3 separate regions of the Mus musculus genome follow, and regions 2 and 3 are each linked to region 1. The links are chromatin loops, found by intact Hi-C in ENCODE. Cell type or tissue: left cerebral cortex. All regions are shown on one strand. Region 1 has its middle 87 kb from the start of Gm40256. Region 2 overlaps Csmd2 (CUB and Sushi multiple domains 2). Region 3 has its middle 92 kb from the start of Gm40255.

Region 1 (2,500 bases):
ACGTCTCCCTAGTGGACTCTAAAATATCCACCAATGGTACTGCAGCCTCTCAAATTACGATCCTGGCACCTGCTCTCTGATGGAGATCTGGGTTGCACTCTTCCTCATGTGCACACTGGATCAGTCTGAATCCAGTGTCTGAATCCCAGTCCAGGCACATGTAGTTTGCCATCTGCCTCCACTTCAGTCTCCCCCAGAGGCTTAGGGGTCTATGACTGTAATTACTTCCTTTCAAAGAACCTCAAGTCTTTAATGTGACTCTTTATTTACTATATTTTTCTAGAAGAGTTTTTTGTTTTGGTTGGTTTGTTCGATGTGCTAGGATTTTATTGCTGTGAAGAGACACTCATTACTAAGGCGGTTCTTATAGAGGGAAACATTTAATTGGGGCTGGCTTACAGTTTCAGAGGTTCAGTTCATTATCATCATGGTGGGAGCCTTGGCAACATGCAGGCAGACATGGTGCTGGAAGAGGTGAGAGTTCTACATCTTGATCCCAAGGCATCCAGGAGAAGACTGTCTTCTACAGGCAACCAGGAGGAGGGCCTCTTCTGCACTGAGTGGAGCCTGAGCAGAGGACCTTAAAAGCCCACCCCCATAGACACACTTCCTTCTACAAGGCTACACCTCTTAATAGTGCCACTTCCCATGGGCCAAGAATATTCAAAGCACCACAGTCAAGTCTGTCTATTTTATCAAGTTGCCAGACATGGCCATGTTACTAAATCCTGGCTATAGTCAACCACGTATTTTCTCTATGCCTACACCCATGCAGATTAACTCTCCCACACAGCTGAGGTCATTTTGCCTCTCTTTTGGAACCCCTTTCTCCATGGAGATTTCTCTTCAAAACGCCATCTTGATTTACCTTGAGAATGGAGCTGCCCTTGGGAGGACTCTCGCTGGCAACCAGCATCCCCACAGTTGTTCAGACACCTCACTTTTCATGCCCTAAAAGCCTACATCATGCTTTCCCTCTCTTCTAAGCCTCGGGTGCTCCACTTTTCTCCATTCTTTTCATAGCAACATATCTAAAAAGGGAGTGCAGCACAGACTCTATGCTGCCGCTAATTATTTCTTCACTTTCCATGGTGTGGATTCAGCTACCACGCTTTGACCATGGTAGCTGTCGAGTTGCCAGCCACCGCCATGTTACTAAATCTGCAGATAATTTAGTCTTTCAATTCCTACTCGACGTTTAAATTTTATTCAGCATAGCTGACTACTTCTTCCTTGAACACTTCCAGAATATCACTTTCCTCTGTTTCTGTAAGCTCAGTGTATCTACTTTTCTTGTAGGTTTTGGCTTCTGCACTCACTTCTCTATGTTCTTTTTGCCGCAACGTGGCCAGGACTCACTGGAGACCTTTGCCCTCTCTTATCTCTTTATATCCGGAGCTTCAAACACCACCTGAGGCTGATGTTTCCATCTTCCCTGTGACTTCTATACATTAATCATCCAGACATCCCAGATGTGTCTCTCAAACTCCTGATGTCCAAATGTCCTCAGACTCATCTCCCACATCCAAACTTCTCCAAATATGTCATATTTTGGAAAATATGAGCACCCTCACCTCTGTTTCTGAAGACTTTAACCTGGCTACCATGCCAGTTTCTTATGTCCAGACCCCCACACCAGCACAGTATCAATTCCCTCTGTCTCTTATCTCTTTCTAGGAATGATGGAGTAATGGACCACTCTCCCTGCTTCTGCTACATATCATTTATCAGCACTGGCTTCTTTTCTAGTTACTCTGATTTGCTACGGGGGGGGGGGGGTCTCCTCTGTTTGTTCTCGCCCAGCCGTTATTGGTAATCTTTTAAAATAAGGCAAATTGGACATGGTGTTTCTCAGCTTAAAATCCTTCAACATCTTCCCATTATGCTTTTTAAAAGGGTTCCCATTTACCTGCTTTCCCGACTTGTGCCATCTGGAGCATATCCACGGAATGGCTCCTCTTTCCATCCCTCTTTGTCAGCTCCACTCCAGGCCCACTGATCTTCCGTCTTATCAGACAGAACGAGCTCTCTGCTGTAATCGGGCTTAATAGACTCAGTCCTCTGTGCCTTTGATAGTCTCATCTCCCTGTGTATGGCTGATTGCTTCTGATGTTATATTTGTATTCAAAAACAGTTCTGAATTTTAAAACAAAAAATGTATGTTTACATAGAAACACACACATATAAGCTGTATAATTTTGACAGGTTGATAGACACTCATGTAACTCTCATCTCCTTTGAGAACATTTTCTCCCAGTTAATCCACCCCACCCCTGAGGTGAACCACTGTTCTGACATGTTTTTTCCTTGTTTAGAACTTTTGCACACATGTTTATACAATGTGAGATCTTTTTATGTGCCAGGCTTCCTTTGTTTCTGTGGTATCTGCGATGCCGATCTCTGTTGAGACATATCTTTTTTATTATAGAGTATTCCATTGTACAAGATATCATGATTTTAAAACCCGTTCTTTTTTTTCATATACATTTGAATTATTCCA
Region 2 (2,500 bases), 160 kb before region 1:
GGGAAAATGGATGAAATACCCGCCTTTGAAGAGAGTTTGGGCAGACAGTGGTTGAATGGGCTCAGGAAGGCCAAGCAAGACATCTTCTTGGTGTGTTTTATGTGAAAGATACAGGTGTTTGCAGGCCGAGGGGAAGCAGGTTTCAAGGAGAGAGGATGACTGAGGGAAAGTGGGGGTGGGGGGGCAGGTAATTGAAGAGAGGTCTCTAGGGAGGCTGGGGTCCTACAGCGGTGGAGGAAGGAGTGTGATGGGAGGCAGGCCAGGAAGGATGGAGAGGAAGGAAACAGGCATGGACAAGGAAAACACACACACACACACACACACACACACACACACTCACACACACACACGTACATACACACAAATCCTCACAGTCCATCTCTCCAGCCCAGGGAAGTACTAAATGCCCCAAAGCACATTTCATGGTCAACAGTATGCAGAGATCACAAAAAGAATGCCTCTCCCATACCTCTCACACCACTTCCTGCCCACCTCCCTTCACTAACTCCATTTCCAAATGTCTGCTGCCTACAAGGCCGGATAGTTGGTGGAAATGCACAGGAAAGCTTCCAAAAGAAGTGAGCGCTCTGGGAGCCAGGTCTGGGCCCACCAGAGAGCAACTGCCCCTCCTTTAGACACACATACACTCCAACTTAGGTACCTACCCAAGAGACAACGACAAATGGATCTCAAAAAGGCAGCCTTCCAGCACTGCAGAATACTGTGCAGGCCCGGGTGAGTTGGCCTTTTTCTCTCCCCAGGGGCATGGCATACTCAAAGGGGCAGGGGCAAACCTAGCAAGGAAAACAAATCTAGCAATCCCAAACAAGTTCCAATTGGCCAAGGCAAAGGGGGCCTTTGCCTGGACAAACATCCAATGGGCCCCACAGCAAGTAACAACGGACCCCACAGCTCATGTGATAAGTCTTGGTGACCAGAAGCATTTGGTGTGAGCGGCCTCCCGGTGGGTGTGGGTGTGCGGAGAGGCCTAAGCTGAGAGAGGCACGCGCACCGCGGGCGCCCCTCTCTGGGTGTCAGTGGCTATGACTTCTTAGGATTACCTGAGAAAGTCCGGTCAAGTAGGGATAAACAGACAAGACTGTCTTGGGGAGCCCTCCCTGACAGGAAACCCCAACACTGAATGGTTATATGGTGAATGACAACGTCTGATGGGACATTTCACAAGATGCTGAAAGCCAGAGAGGGCATGAGAGTTTTTACCACACACTGGCCAACCACGGGAGGGGGCACACTTTCCAAGAAGCGCCAGGGCTTGGGGATGGCCCAGGACAAGGCTTGAGAGGCTCAACCTGTGGTTTTAAAACACCAAGCAAACAAGCAACAACAACAAAACCACTACTGTGGGGCGGGGTGTCCCGGCTCCAGGCCCAGGCATCAGGTGCTTCGGGTGTTCTTCCCCAGCGGGTGTCAGCATCCAGTAAAGTGAAAACGCAGCTCCAGGCATCCCCGTTTGGACCGGTCCCCCCACGGGCACACGGAACTTTCTAGGTTGTGGCTAAGCATCTGAAGGTGCCGTGGGTAAAGTAGAAGACCAGTTGAAACCAACAACCTTTAGAGCAACTGGGCTCACTAAAGGGTCCACATGCCTCTCTCCCAGGAACTGTAAGCTGCAACCACACATCCATCCTAAAGTCCCGCGACTCTCCACACCCTTCAGGTCTGTCCGGGCTGGCTTAAGGAGATCGAGTCTGCCACCCGAGCCACGGATGCCGCAGCCCAGGCGTTTGGCTGCAGCAGGGCGCGGGAAAGGGCACTTTGGCGCGGAGTAGGAGCCAGTAGAGGGGATGTGTCGGCACGGACCCTGGCAGTGACATTCCCCCTCCTCCCTCCCCACCCGGCACGACCTCCTCCTCCACCTCCAGTGGTTCAACCCCCCTTCAGATCTTCACATGAGCCCTTCAAGAAAGATTGCACGGACCCCCGACCTGGGCGCGCGCCCACCTGCATCCCGCCCCCAGCCCAAGCACCGAGGGGGCGGGCGGAGGGCGTCTGAGGAGGTGGGTGGTGACCGCAGTCTCAGGGCTGTTTGGGCGGGGGCAAAGGCTTTGGTCGGAGAAAATGGGCGGGGGCAGGGAAAGACAGACCCTCCAGACGCGGAGGGGGCGCGCCGAGACTCTCCAACCCCCAGGACGGGTGTGCCAGGCGGAATGGGGAGAGATGGGGGAGTATGGCTCTGGGAAAGTTTATCCCGGAAAAGCTTGGCATCTTGGGGGGCTGGGAGACAGGAGAAACTGAAGCCACAGTCCAGGTGGCCCGCAACCCATGGAGGGGGATGTCTGTCTCCCAGGCCCCCCATACCGGCCGGATCCGGCTAAGTTGTAGCTGGGGTTGGGGACATCCATGAGGGTAGAGGTGAGGATGTGGTCGAAGATGGAGTAGGTGATCTGGGCAGACAGAGAGGAGGATGAGCAGCAGGGTGGGTAATCGGAAGAAGGAAGCCAAGCCGAGGTGGGGGAAGGGACTGGGACCGCGTCGAGGT
Region 3 (2,500 bases), 120 kb after region 1:
CCCCGATGAGTTGCTGCTGTGTGCCTGAGGCAAGCATGGAGAGCCCCGAGCTTGTGTGAGGCTGGCTGGACCAAGGTAACCAGATGTCACTTTCCCCCAAGATATTCACACCTCCACGGGTCAAGCTCTGAAAAGGTCAGAGGCCCCATAAGTCCCCACTTCTGCTTCAAAGGGAGAGAAGCTGGAGTCCGAAGTGAGATTAAAGACCCCGGCTCTCTCCCCAGAAAAGGATCCCCTTTGTGGGAAGTAAAACAGGTTGAGAAGTGTTATTATCTAGGATGGGGACATTTTAATTACTGAGTGGAGACTGCATTTGTGGTTTAAAGTGACCAGAACTCCTTTTTTATTACCTAAAAGCCAGGAGAAAATTATGGGACCTGCCCAAGACAGAGATTTCATCCCCAGGCAAGGGAAAATGCTCTGCACTGTATAAATTTTAAAGGGAGAAAGAGAGGCAAATGAAATCTGTGCTTCGGGTGATAGTCACTCAAGAGGCAGTTTTGTGTCCTTTAATGAAGCTCACAGAAGGGGGTCCAACCAGGCTCACGTGAGGGGTCTTAGAGGAACTTCCTCCCACATGGGGAGTCTGAGTTGCAGCAGAGTCTGTGGAGCTCCTCACATCACAATAGACATTTAAGAAGGAACAGGTTCAGGGGGCAACCTCCAGGGTCAACCCCAAGATCAGGAAAGAGTGTGTATGTGGGGGGTGGGTAAGGACACAGCAGGCAGCAGCAATCCTAGACAAATGTCATGCAGCTGAGCAGGGTGCACTAGCAGAAGCAATTTAAAGGCCACTCTGAACCTGCCTAGGAAGCCATAATTTCCCGTCTCCCCCGAGGGCCTCATCTCTATACCAGGTTAATGCAGTTATTATTTACCATCTGCCCTGATTTTCTTGCCTTCTGCCCTGTAGCACTTGTGACCCAGGAAACAAGGTTACAAAACTGCTTCTGTAGCCAGGAGCTGGAGAACACTGGACCAGGACCCTCATTGCATCTTGTTCTAAGTAAAACGGTCACCAACAGGCACTCAACCCCCTTCTCTCCTCCATGAGGACCCTCAAGGTCCTGCTATGATGCTCCCACACAGATCTTCCTCTTCATCTTTTAACCTTGGCCAGTAACAGGGCAGAAAGCCCACTAAACAAGGGGGATGAGCCCGCTCACAGATGAAGCAATGCAGGGGCCTCTGGAGCCTGCCCCTTCTGGCAAGCGTATGCTAATTGCATTCTGGCTTCTTGCAAATTACAGCTATTCCTTAGGTTTTAAAAAAAAATGACATTTCATGTTGATTGCTGGGCTTATTTTTCTCCCACATTGGGAAAAAGGCGGGGCTGGTGATGCTGCAGTTTGGCACTGACATCATAGGGGGAGTGAGGTACTGCTGCCAGGGTTCGAGGACTTTGGAGACTATTGTGTTTTTTGGTTTTTGGGTTTTTTTGTTTGTTTGTTTGTTTTTTTAATTTCATCTCAAACAATTAGATGAATCTAATTTCCCAATTCACACAGAACCTCCTTGTGGTTTTGAAAAATTTCTAACCGTTATAACTTCCTAGGTTCCTCTGGCTAGACGAACTACCCTGGGGAGTTTGTTCAGCTGCCAATTCGTGCAGCTCAAGACGGCCAGTTGTAGTTGTGATTGTGTGGGGCCCTCATCTCATCTGAGGTCCTGAGGCCTTAAAGCAGAAGTCCCATCATATATACTACACTGCCTTCAGGTCCCATGCGCTCAAGTTATGGCCCAGGGAGCATGTCAGTATGTGAGAGATCTAGCCTTAAACTCTTCCAGTGCTGTCCTTAGCTGTGTTTTGCTTTCTCTGCTCCTCTCCCATGACGTCACTTCTTCGGGGCTCATGCACTATGTTCTTGTGTCTTATAAAGCTCTCTGTTTGATTTTCAAGTCTGATCAATAGCGGTAGATTTTTTTTTTTTTGATGTAAACAAAAGTCCTTGGGGGTCCTCAGGAATTTCAAGACACCCAGGCATTTGCTTGCAGCCCTTTAAACCAGGCTTTCTTTCAAAGTCCTGCCCTCTGTTGTGACATGCACCATCTCACTCAGTCCCTGAGAATAAGCCCTCCTCCAGTTAGGCCTGAGCTGCACACTGTGTGCAGCCAGCCACCCTGCCTTCCATCGCCTCCTGTGAACCACTCTTTTCCTGGCTCAGTCTGAAGCGCTCTTAAATTTGGCAAAACAGCTGGATGGGATTACGTCATTCAGGGGCAAGGAGTCATCACCTTAAGATCACCCCTAAGTCCTGCTGGCACCCAGTTTAGAGAAGTGGGTGTGTTTGTTCTGGCCCATGTTACAGGAGTCAAAGGAGAGAGTCTGGAGTTAGACGACAAGGCAACTCCAATCCAGCGGCCTGTACTCTTTGGTTAGAGCATCCTGGCCGTGGAGCTTCTAGATAGTTCTTTTTAAAATGTGACCCCTCCCTCTCTCCATGCCTTTGTCCCCCATCTCATCTAGTTTCATCCCATCCCCCCTCTTCTTTTCTTTCTT

The links. A loop is a pair of places that touch in the nucleus more often than their neighbours do. Peaks named below come from ENCODE experiments on the same cell type or tissue, not always from the same donor. Only the 100,000 strongest peaks of a DNase experiment are listed, where the experiment ranks them.
Region 2: it touches region 1 in a loop (2.4-fold over the local background); 3 of 42 quality-filtered maps call a loop at or near these places.
Region 3: it touches region 1 in a loop (4-fold over the local background); 3 of 42 quality-filtered maps call a loop at or near these places.

The regions. Positions count from the first base shown.
Region 1 is chr4:127,825,760-127,828,259 of GRCm38, reverse strand. No RefSeq gene overlaps it. Among named protein-coding and RNA genes, the nearest start is that of Gm40256, 87 kb to the left of the region's middle. In left cerebral cortex, no CTCF peak of the experiment used is centred here; a DNase peak (open chromatin) is centred at 1,058; H3K27ac peaks cover 408 bases.
Region 2 is chr4:127,988,313-127,990,812 of GRCm38, reverse strand. The region is part of intron 1 of Csmd2 (CUB and Sushi multiple domains 2); the gene reads right to left. Among named protein-coding and RNA genes, the nearest start is that of Csmd2, 1.5 kb to the right of the region's middle. In left cerebral cortex, a CTCF peak has its summit at 1,030; DNase peaks (open chromatin) are centred at 1,018, 1,626, 1,888 and 2,189; H3K4me3 peaks cover 2,107 bases; H3K27ac peaks cover 1,264 bases.
Region 3 is chr4:127,709,681-127,712,180 of GRCm38, reverse strand. No RefSeq gene overlaps it. Among named protein-coding and RNA genes, the nearest start is that of Gm40255, 92 kb to the right of the region's middle. In left cerebral cortex, a CTCF peak has its summit at 1,210; a DNase peak (open chromatin) is centred at 1,221.